3 separate regions of the Mus musculus genome follow, and all the other regions are linked to region 2. A link is a loop called in an ENCODE intact Hi-C map of the cell type or tissue named here. Cell type or tissue: heart. All regions are shown on one strand.

The links. Peaks named below come from ENCODE experiments on the same cell type or tissue, not always from the same donor. Only the 100,000 strongest peaks of a DNase experiment are listed, where the experiment ranks them.
Region 1: it touches region 2 in a loop (3-fold over the local background); 12 of 42 quality-filtered maps call a loop at or near these places.
Region 3: it touches region 2 in a loop (4-fold over the local background); 12 of 42 quality-filtered maps call a loop at or near these places.

Annotation. Positions count from the first base shown.
Region 1 is chr4:70,453,733-70,456,232 of GRCm38, reverse strand. Megf9 (multiple EGF-like-domains 9) reads left to right here. Exons shown (of 6, transcript NM_172694.2): 3 at 233-372. Among named protein-coding and RNA genes, the nearest start is that of Cdk5rap2, 45 kb to the right of the region's middle. In heart, no CTCF peak of the experiment used is centred here; no DNase peak of the experiment used is centred here.
Region 2 is chr4:70,533,741-70,536,240 of GRCm38, reverse strand. Megf9 (multiple EGF-like-domains 9) reads left to right here and starts at 1,313. Exons shown (of 6, transcript NM_172694.2): 1 at 1,313-2,013. The coding sequence starts at 1,419. In heart, no CTCF peak of the experiment used is centred here; DNase peaks (open chromatin) are centred at 300, 1,230 and 1,810; H3K4me3 peaks cover 2,500 bases; H3K27ac peaks cover 2,205 bases.
Region 3 is chr4:70,409,072-70,411,571 of GRCm38, reverse strand. It overlaps Cdk5rap2 (CDK5 regulatory subunit associated protein 2), which reads left to right and starts at 1,137. Exons shown (of 37, transcript NM_145990.4): 1 at 1,137-1,360. The coding sequence starts at 1,305. In heart, a CTCF peak has its summit at 1,069; a DNase peak (open chromatin) is centred at 1,061; H3K4me3 peaks cover 2,075 bases; H3K27ac peaks cover 2,189 bases.

The sequences.
Region 1 (2,500 bases), 80 kb after region 2:
TAGGAGTTACAGAGAGTTGTGAGCTGCAGTGTGGATGCTGGGAACTGAACATGGGCCCTCTGGAAAGAACAGCCAATACTCTTAACCACTAAGCCATCTCTCAAGTCCCCTTTTATTCTTGGAAGTAGACTCTAGTAGAAATTCTTGGCTGTGTTGAGATAATTTATGGAGCATTAAGCTACAGTTTTCAAAATCACTTACTTTTATTCACTGTCTTTGCTTTTATTTGCAGTTCTGGGAATTGCCAATGCAAAGTGGGTGTCACCGGCTCCATGTGTGACAAATGCCAAGATGGACATTATGGCTTTGGTAAGACAGGCTGCTTGCCTTGCCAGTGCAACAACCGGTCTGATAGTTGTGATGTTCACACAGGTATGTATTTTTTTAATAGTATCATGAAATTATTCTTTATTCCTTAAATCTTGAAGCCTTAATGCATTGATTCTTTTCAAATAGTTTATAAGGCCTTGAAATTTTAAGTAGATATAATAAGGCATATGGCAAGTCAGACTTTTATAACAACTTAAAATATTTCATGAATTTCAAAAATCATATAGATTGAAGATTGGAGAACAACACAAAGTGTTGACTTTGACTTCACAGTGACAGACATTGAAAAATAAGTTAGAGCTCTTCCAAGCAAGCCACAATCACTTGGGAATTCCTGTGTGAAAGAACTGAGACTCCATAGCACTTAGAAAGAGAGAGGCAGATACAAGATTGCTGAGTGAAATTTACTGTGGGGTTACTTACACAACTAAAGTCAAGAGTGGCAGCTACTCTGGCCAATCCTCACAACTTGAATCAGCAAATAAAGAATTGTGGATTTAAAGGTCAAAGGTTACTTTCATTAAATCTAGAATGTAGTTAATTTATCTCAAACTAACATCAAAGATGTCTCGCATGTTCCTGGTGCCAGTAGAGAAGTTCTAGTCATAAAGTTCCATTACCCTACCACTCTTTTTCTTGTAATCTGCAGTGTGCAGGAAGGCTATATAAGGAAAGGTATAGGATTGCTTAGACATAGTCATAAAAGTTATGGCCCAAGATGTCTTCAGCTAAGTTAGGCTGCATGTATACACCACATGATTTCTTTCCAGTAGAGATTTGCTGATTCTGAGCACAGGGTATGGAGTAAGGGTTGGCCAAAGGAAAGGTTTTATACTTGAAGGAGAGCTTTTGACAGCCATCTGGAGCCTGGGTGGTAGGTGGAAACTAGAGGAGCCCCAAACACAAGGCCAGTTCTCCCAACCCTGACTAAGACGTCTGGGCCAGAAGATGTTTTATGCTGAGGAGACAAAAATCCTTTTAAAGAGAAGAGGGCTTGTCATAACATGCAGCCAGCTCTTCCTTAATACATTGCCAAACTCTAAAGATTCATGGAATGGGTATGAATGGTGGAACCCCCAATGTCAAGACAAAGGTCTGCCAAATTCTTAATCCAAAAGGTCATGCCAAGAAATAGTGAAGAACTAGTGTTGAGCTGGTAGATAAGAAAACAGCCATCATGCCTGATTGAATCGAGGCCGTCATTTTCTCATATTTGCCTATTAGAAGAAATGAGAGCCCTTTTCCCTTCTAGTTTAGTTTAGTTTTATTTTATTTTGTTTTTTTTTTTTTTCCAAGACAGGGTTTCTCTGTGTAATAGCCCTGTATGTCCTGGAGCTAACTATAGACTAGGCTGGTCTCAAACTCACAGAGATCTGATTGCTACTGCTAGGACTAAAGATGTGTAGCACCACACAGGTGTGATAAACAATAAAGAACAGAGACTACAAAAATGGAAAAATGTGGCTAGTAATAAAAATATAAATAATGGAAACAGAACTACAATAATATTGTTATTAGAATTAAAACTGAAATTTCAAAATAAGTGAAACTATTATATTGAGGAATTAGAAGAAAAATAAGACAAAATGATTAAAAAGATAGAATTTCACCAGAGAATAGCACTACAATGCATGTGCACACACACTCACACACAAACACACACGGGGGGGGGGGGGTCATGGGGTCACAGGGAGATTATGAAGACTAGGGAGATAGCTCAGTTAGTAAAGTGCTTGCCATGCAAGCAAAGGGACCTGAGTTTAAATCCCATGTTAAAATGCGGGGCATAGTTTTATAATGTGGGTGCTGTCTAATGTATGTCTGTGTACCAGTATCTAAGAGGGCATCTGATCCCCTGTAACTAAAGTTACAAACAGTTGTGAGCCATTGTGGGTGCTGAGAGGTAAATGTGGGTCCTCTAGAAGAGCAGCCAGTATTCTTTTTTTTTTCAATTTTTTATTAGATATTTTCTTTATTTACATCTCAAATGCTATCTCGACTAGGCCATCTTCTATTACATATATAGCTAGAGACATGAGCTCTGGGGGTACTGGTTAGTTCATATTGTTATTCCACCTATAGGGTTGCACACCCCTTCAGCTCCTTGGGTACTTTCAAGCAGCCAGTATTCTTAAACACAGCCGTGTATTTCTCTAGCCCCAGTGCCATG
Region 2 (2,500 bases):
TGCACAAAGGCAAGCATCCTAGGAGAGGCCACGACTGGGTTTACAGTGAGGCTGTTGGGATGGAATTAAGCCATCAGATGACAAACTTGTCCTGCCAGATTGCACCTAAAAGTTGCTCAGCTGAGGCTACCATGTCCCGCAGCGCTGGATCCTGGGTGATGGTGCAAGTTTGCCTGCCTGATTTCCAACTTCCTCCAGAGTTTAATGTCATCCAGGGTCAAGCTCTGTTATCAGCCCAACCCCAATGCAGGCAACAGGCAGGAATCTCTGGGGACTCAGAGGCAATGCGGGCTGCTTTCCAACCTTAGGCTTGTCCTGACATAGTGCAACCCCAAGTGGTTAGCATTAATGACGGTTTACAACCGTGGGCCAAGCATTGGGTTAAACCCTTCAAGTACATGATTTCATTTTCACAACTCTGTGAGGGGGATGGGGTGTGCCCTCTCATCTCACCATTTACGTGGTTAAGAAAACTGCTTGAGCCACAAAACCACTCAGCAAGAGAGACAAGGAGCTGAAATTCAACCTGGTCATATTCTATTCTTTCCGAGGTTCTGAGCATAAACTGTGCATGCCAGTTTGTCTCCTCCACACCCTCTTGTGCTCAGGATGGGGCTCCAGGCCGTCCCATCTGGCTTAGTGCAGGCCCATGCCATCAGCAGGTGCTTAGTGGGGGCACAGAAGTTGGCTTGCTGAAGCCATCAGCAAGAGCTTTAATTTCCCCATCTCTGAAATGGGGTTGACAGTGTTGATACCGCAGGGCCAAGGCCGGCTGTCTTGAGCAACAGAGTGAGAGCCGAGCTCCATCTAATATATTAGCTGCCACCACCCTCGCCCGTCGCGGGGATGTAACCCAGCCCCCGCCCGAGTCCGGGTGCGGTTCCGGCGCCCCCATTGTTCAGAAGGGTGGAGACGCTGTCCACAGGGGACTCCCCGCCCCGGGTCCAGCTCGCAGCCCAGTGGAACAGATGATTTGGCCTGGAATCTGCCGCGCGGGCCGCGTCCTTTGTCTGCTCGGCGGCGTTGGATGCCCAAGGCCCGCGCCCCGCTCTGTGGGTAGACAAAGCCGGAGCCGCAGCGAACCCAGCCGGCTCCAACACCTCTCGCGCCTCCCGACGTCCCGCCCTCTTCCCTTGGAGTCCTCTGATTGGTCTGCGCCGTTACAAAGAGGCCGGGGAGCGGGCGGATCACGTGGGCCAACGCGGCTTCCGATTGGCCAGGCTTCGCTGCCTATCGAGGAGGGCGGGCAGTGCGCGCTCCGCCCAGTCGCTCCCTCCGCGTTGAGGCCCGCCCGCGGGGCCGGCCGCCTGTCAGAGGGAGGTGGCGATGGTGCTCTTGGTGGCGGCAGCGGCGGCAACGCTTTCCTTGGTCGGACGGCAGGGAGGAGAAGATGACTGACCGATCGACTGGATGAATGAATGAATGGCGGAGCCGAGCGCGCCATGAGGAGCCTGCCGAGCCTGGGCGGCCTCGCCCTGTTGTGCTGCGCGGCCGCCGCAGCCGCTTCCACAGCCTCGGCAGGGAATGTCACCGGTGGCGGCGGGGCCGAGGGGCAGGTGGTCCCGTCGCCCAGCCCGGGGCTTCGGGACCAAGCCAGCAGCCCCTTCCCTAAGACCGCGGCTCCCACCGCGCAGGCCCCGCGGACCGGTCCCCCGCGCACCACAGTCCGCAAAACCGGGGCTACAACCCCGTCAGCCGGCTCCCCGGAGATCATTCCTCCTCTTCGCACCAGCGCACAACCCGCTGCCACCCCCTTCCCGGCTCTGGACCTCTCGCCCGCCACCCCTTCGGAGGACGGACACACTCCCACCACGGAATCACCACCCTCCAGACCCGCGCCCACCACCCTTGCGAGCACAGTTGGCCAGCCGCCGACCACCTCTGTAGTCACCACCGCTCAGGCTTCCAGCACTCCAGGGACCCCAACTGCCGAGTCCCCGGACAGAAGCAGCAACAGTAGCGGAGTCCCGCCCACCGCACCTGTCACCGAAGCCCCTACTTCTCCTCCCCCAGGTGAGTCCTCTGGACCTTCCCCCAGGCACTGCCTATTTACACACCGGCCTCGTCACCCTGGCCGCTTCTTGCCCAAGAGCTTCCCAAGGGAAGATCCGAGCTCCAGTTAAAGTAAACCCCCAATCCCTCCAAATCTAGAAAGTCTTTTGTCCCCCAACCTGGTGCCATGCTCCATCCAGAGGGAGCTGCTGCTATATGGAAGGCTTAGGGTCTCTTCCTAAAACAGGGTTTTCTGGCCTTTGTCAGAGTCCCAGAATGGACACAAACTTTTGTATTGGATCCGCCCAGAAGGCCACCCTACCTGGGATATTTGGGGGAAAGTTTGAAAGCTAGGATGGTGCTTTATCAATGCGCAGGTAAAAACCTTTACGGGATTCCCCCAGATGAACAATGTAGTTTGCTTACAAACAGAAACGGCATTGTAGTCCGTGTTTTCTCTGCAAATAAGTAGATTTTATAGGTCATTTGGGACAGGTGTGTATCTAGG
Region 3 (2,500 bases), 120 kb after region 2:
TCTGAACTTTAAGTTCTAAGTTGGAAAAAGAACAGAATACTTGTGGAATATAGCCTGTGTGCACCATTTAGGGCGTTGGGGTTTAGAAGGACCTGGGCTCAAATCATATCTCTGTTTATTGCCAGTTTGCAAAGAAAGAGTGTTTAGGGTTGTAGGGACATGAGAATTATTATTGAAAGAATTCCTAAAGTTATCTCAGGTTATTCTTACAAAAAATAACTTGCAGATTGTCCAGTCAAAGGGATGTGACAGAACAGGTTTACTGCCAGGGACCACTGTTCCACATCCAAGCCTTCTCCTCTCCAGTCTTCCCCAACCCTCCCCTCCCCTTCCTTATTCCTGGGTAGATTTATTAAAGAAAAGTGACAAAAACTCCTGAGAGTGGGAGGAGTTTCAAGGCAGGAAAAGCTGAAATTCCAATTTAATCTGGACCTTTGTTTGGGAGGGGAGAAATGTCTCTTCTTAGAATACATTCACTGGCCAAGAAGGTTAAAACATGGTTCCAGAGTGCTGAGATGTTGATACGAGGAGCTAAGGATCTGGTTTTAGTGGATAGTAAACTTGTTTATTACTTTGGGCAAGTAATTTCTTCTCTCTGAGTCTCTGTTTACTGATTGCTGGTGCATGAGTCCTAATAGTAACAAAATGCACATGAAGTATGGGTGACCCCTTTATAGGCATGCCGCTTGAAACTAACCCTGTAAACTACCGTTTGTAATAGCGCTCCACAGGTGGTATTTTTCTAAATCGAAGCAGAACTCAATTATCTGAGTCTCAACTTAAGGCAGAGCCTTTTGGGTAGAAAGAGCCTAAGGAGCGATTTTGGAGTCATGAGTCTGGAACACCAAACAGATTGATACTCTGAGCTGTTCCACCTCCCGCTTAAATTAACTGATCCCGGCGGACTTTTACCCTCAACAAATATGGCGCTCGCCTTGGCTTCGGCCCGAATGCCCTCACCCACGAAACATGGCTACCGCTTCTTTTCTCCTAGTGTTGCACGCTGGAGTGCGCAGGTTCTGCCCTGAGTTAAGATGGCGTCCAGGCAAAGCTCTTCTTGCCCGGTTTCGGGTCGTTGCAGGGCGGCTTCACCGCGCGTGCCTGGGTGACCCCGCCTTGTTTCCGTAGGAAGAAGCGCCGGGAAAGATGGCGGCGGCTGCGGTTTGAATTCCAGCGGCGCCGCTTGACTGAGAACAAGAGCTGGGTTGGAGGGGGCGGGACCTGGGGAACCGAGCGCGCCGCGACTGCCGGGGAACCAGTGGCGCTGCCGCCGCCGACACCGGCGCCACCACTCTGCGTTCACGATGGACTCGGGGATGGAAGAGGAAGGCGCCCTGCCTGGGACCCTCAGCGGTTGCAGGTGTGGCCCTGGCTTTGGGATTCGTGGTACCTGGGTTGGGGTTCCCGTTGATGGCGACTCACTCCCTGGAGGCCTTCGGTTTGCTTGGGGATGGTCTCGGCTGCGCCCCGAGTGTGGTGGGACCTGGGTGTCCAGCCAGCACTACATTGGACTGTGTGTTGTGTGTTCTGGAGTACTTTGAGGACGATGTGTAGGCTAGGCAGGGGGGCTTTTTGAAAGAGTGTGAGGAGATGGGTCTAATTAGTAGGGGGTGGCTGGAACTGGACATCAGAGCACTTAGGTGGTTGATTCTTGTTTGGGGCTTTGCATTCATTATGGGGAGTGTAGTTGTTATTTTAGACTTTGTTTATGGGGTCACGGGACAAAGTTCTGTGGAGCCTTGGCTAGAGATGGACAAAATTTAATTAAAAAAACGGCCTATACCCTGACCACGTAGGTGACCTTGGTAAGTTGACTTCCCCACTGAAAAGTGTACTAACGCCGATGTGCACTCACCAAAAACGGGATGAGAATGAAAAGAAGCAATGGCTACCCAGCAGTTGTATTGGCTGACATTCAACCGTGGTGAAAAGGATGATGACTACCACTATTACAAGTTGTGGCTTCTCTTCAGATCCCCTGGGACCAGAAATTGGATTATTTGGGGCATTTAGAGCGGGCGGATGGCATGAGAACTAAACTAGGAGATCTGCTAATGCTCTCCTCCTTTCTCTCTCAGCCTTGACTGGACAGATGCTGCATTCATACCTGCTCATTCATCTCTTAATCTGCCCTAGGCCCTCCAGGTGCCTTGTCATCTTCAGGATGAAGTTCTCTACTGTGGCTTCCAAGTTTCTCTATAATTGGCTGCATCTGCCTCTCTAGCCTCCCCACCCCCCACCCCACCCCTTCCCAACCCTGTCTCTTCTCCAAGCCCTCTACCCTGTGCCTGACTGCCAAGCTCGGTCAGGAACGATCTTACTGAGTTGTTCCTTGTTCTCAGGCTTGGGTACCTGCTGTTTCTGCTGTGTCCCTTATTTACATCCAGGTTCCACTGCTAGGAGATCCACACTGACGGTCCCACCCTTGTCTGGGCTCTCTGTACTGGGCTCTCTAGCTCCCCTGACCTGTCTCTGTCCTAACGTGGTTGACAGTGACCAG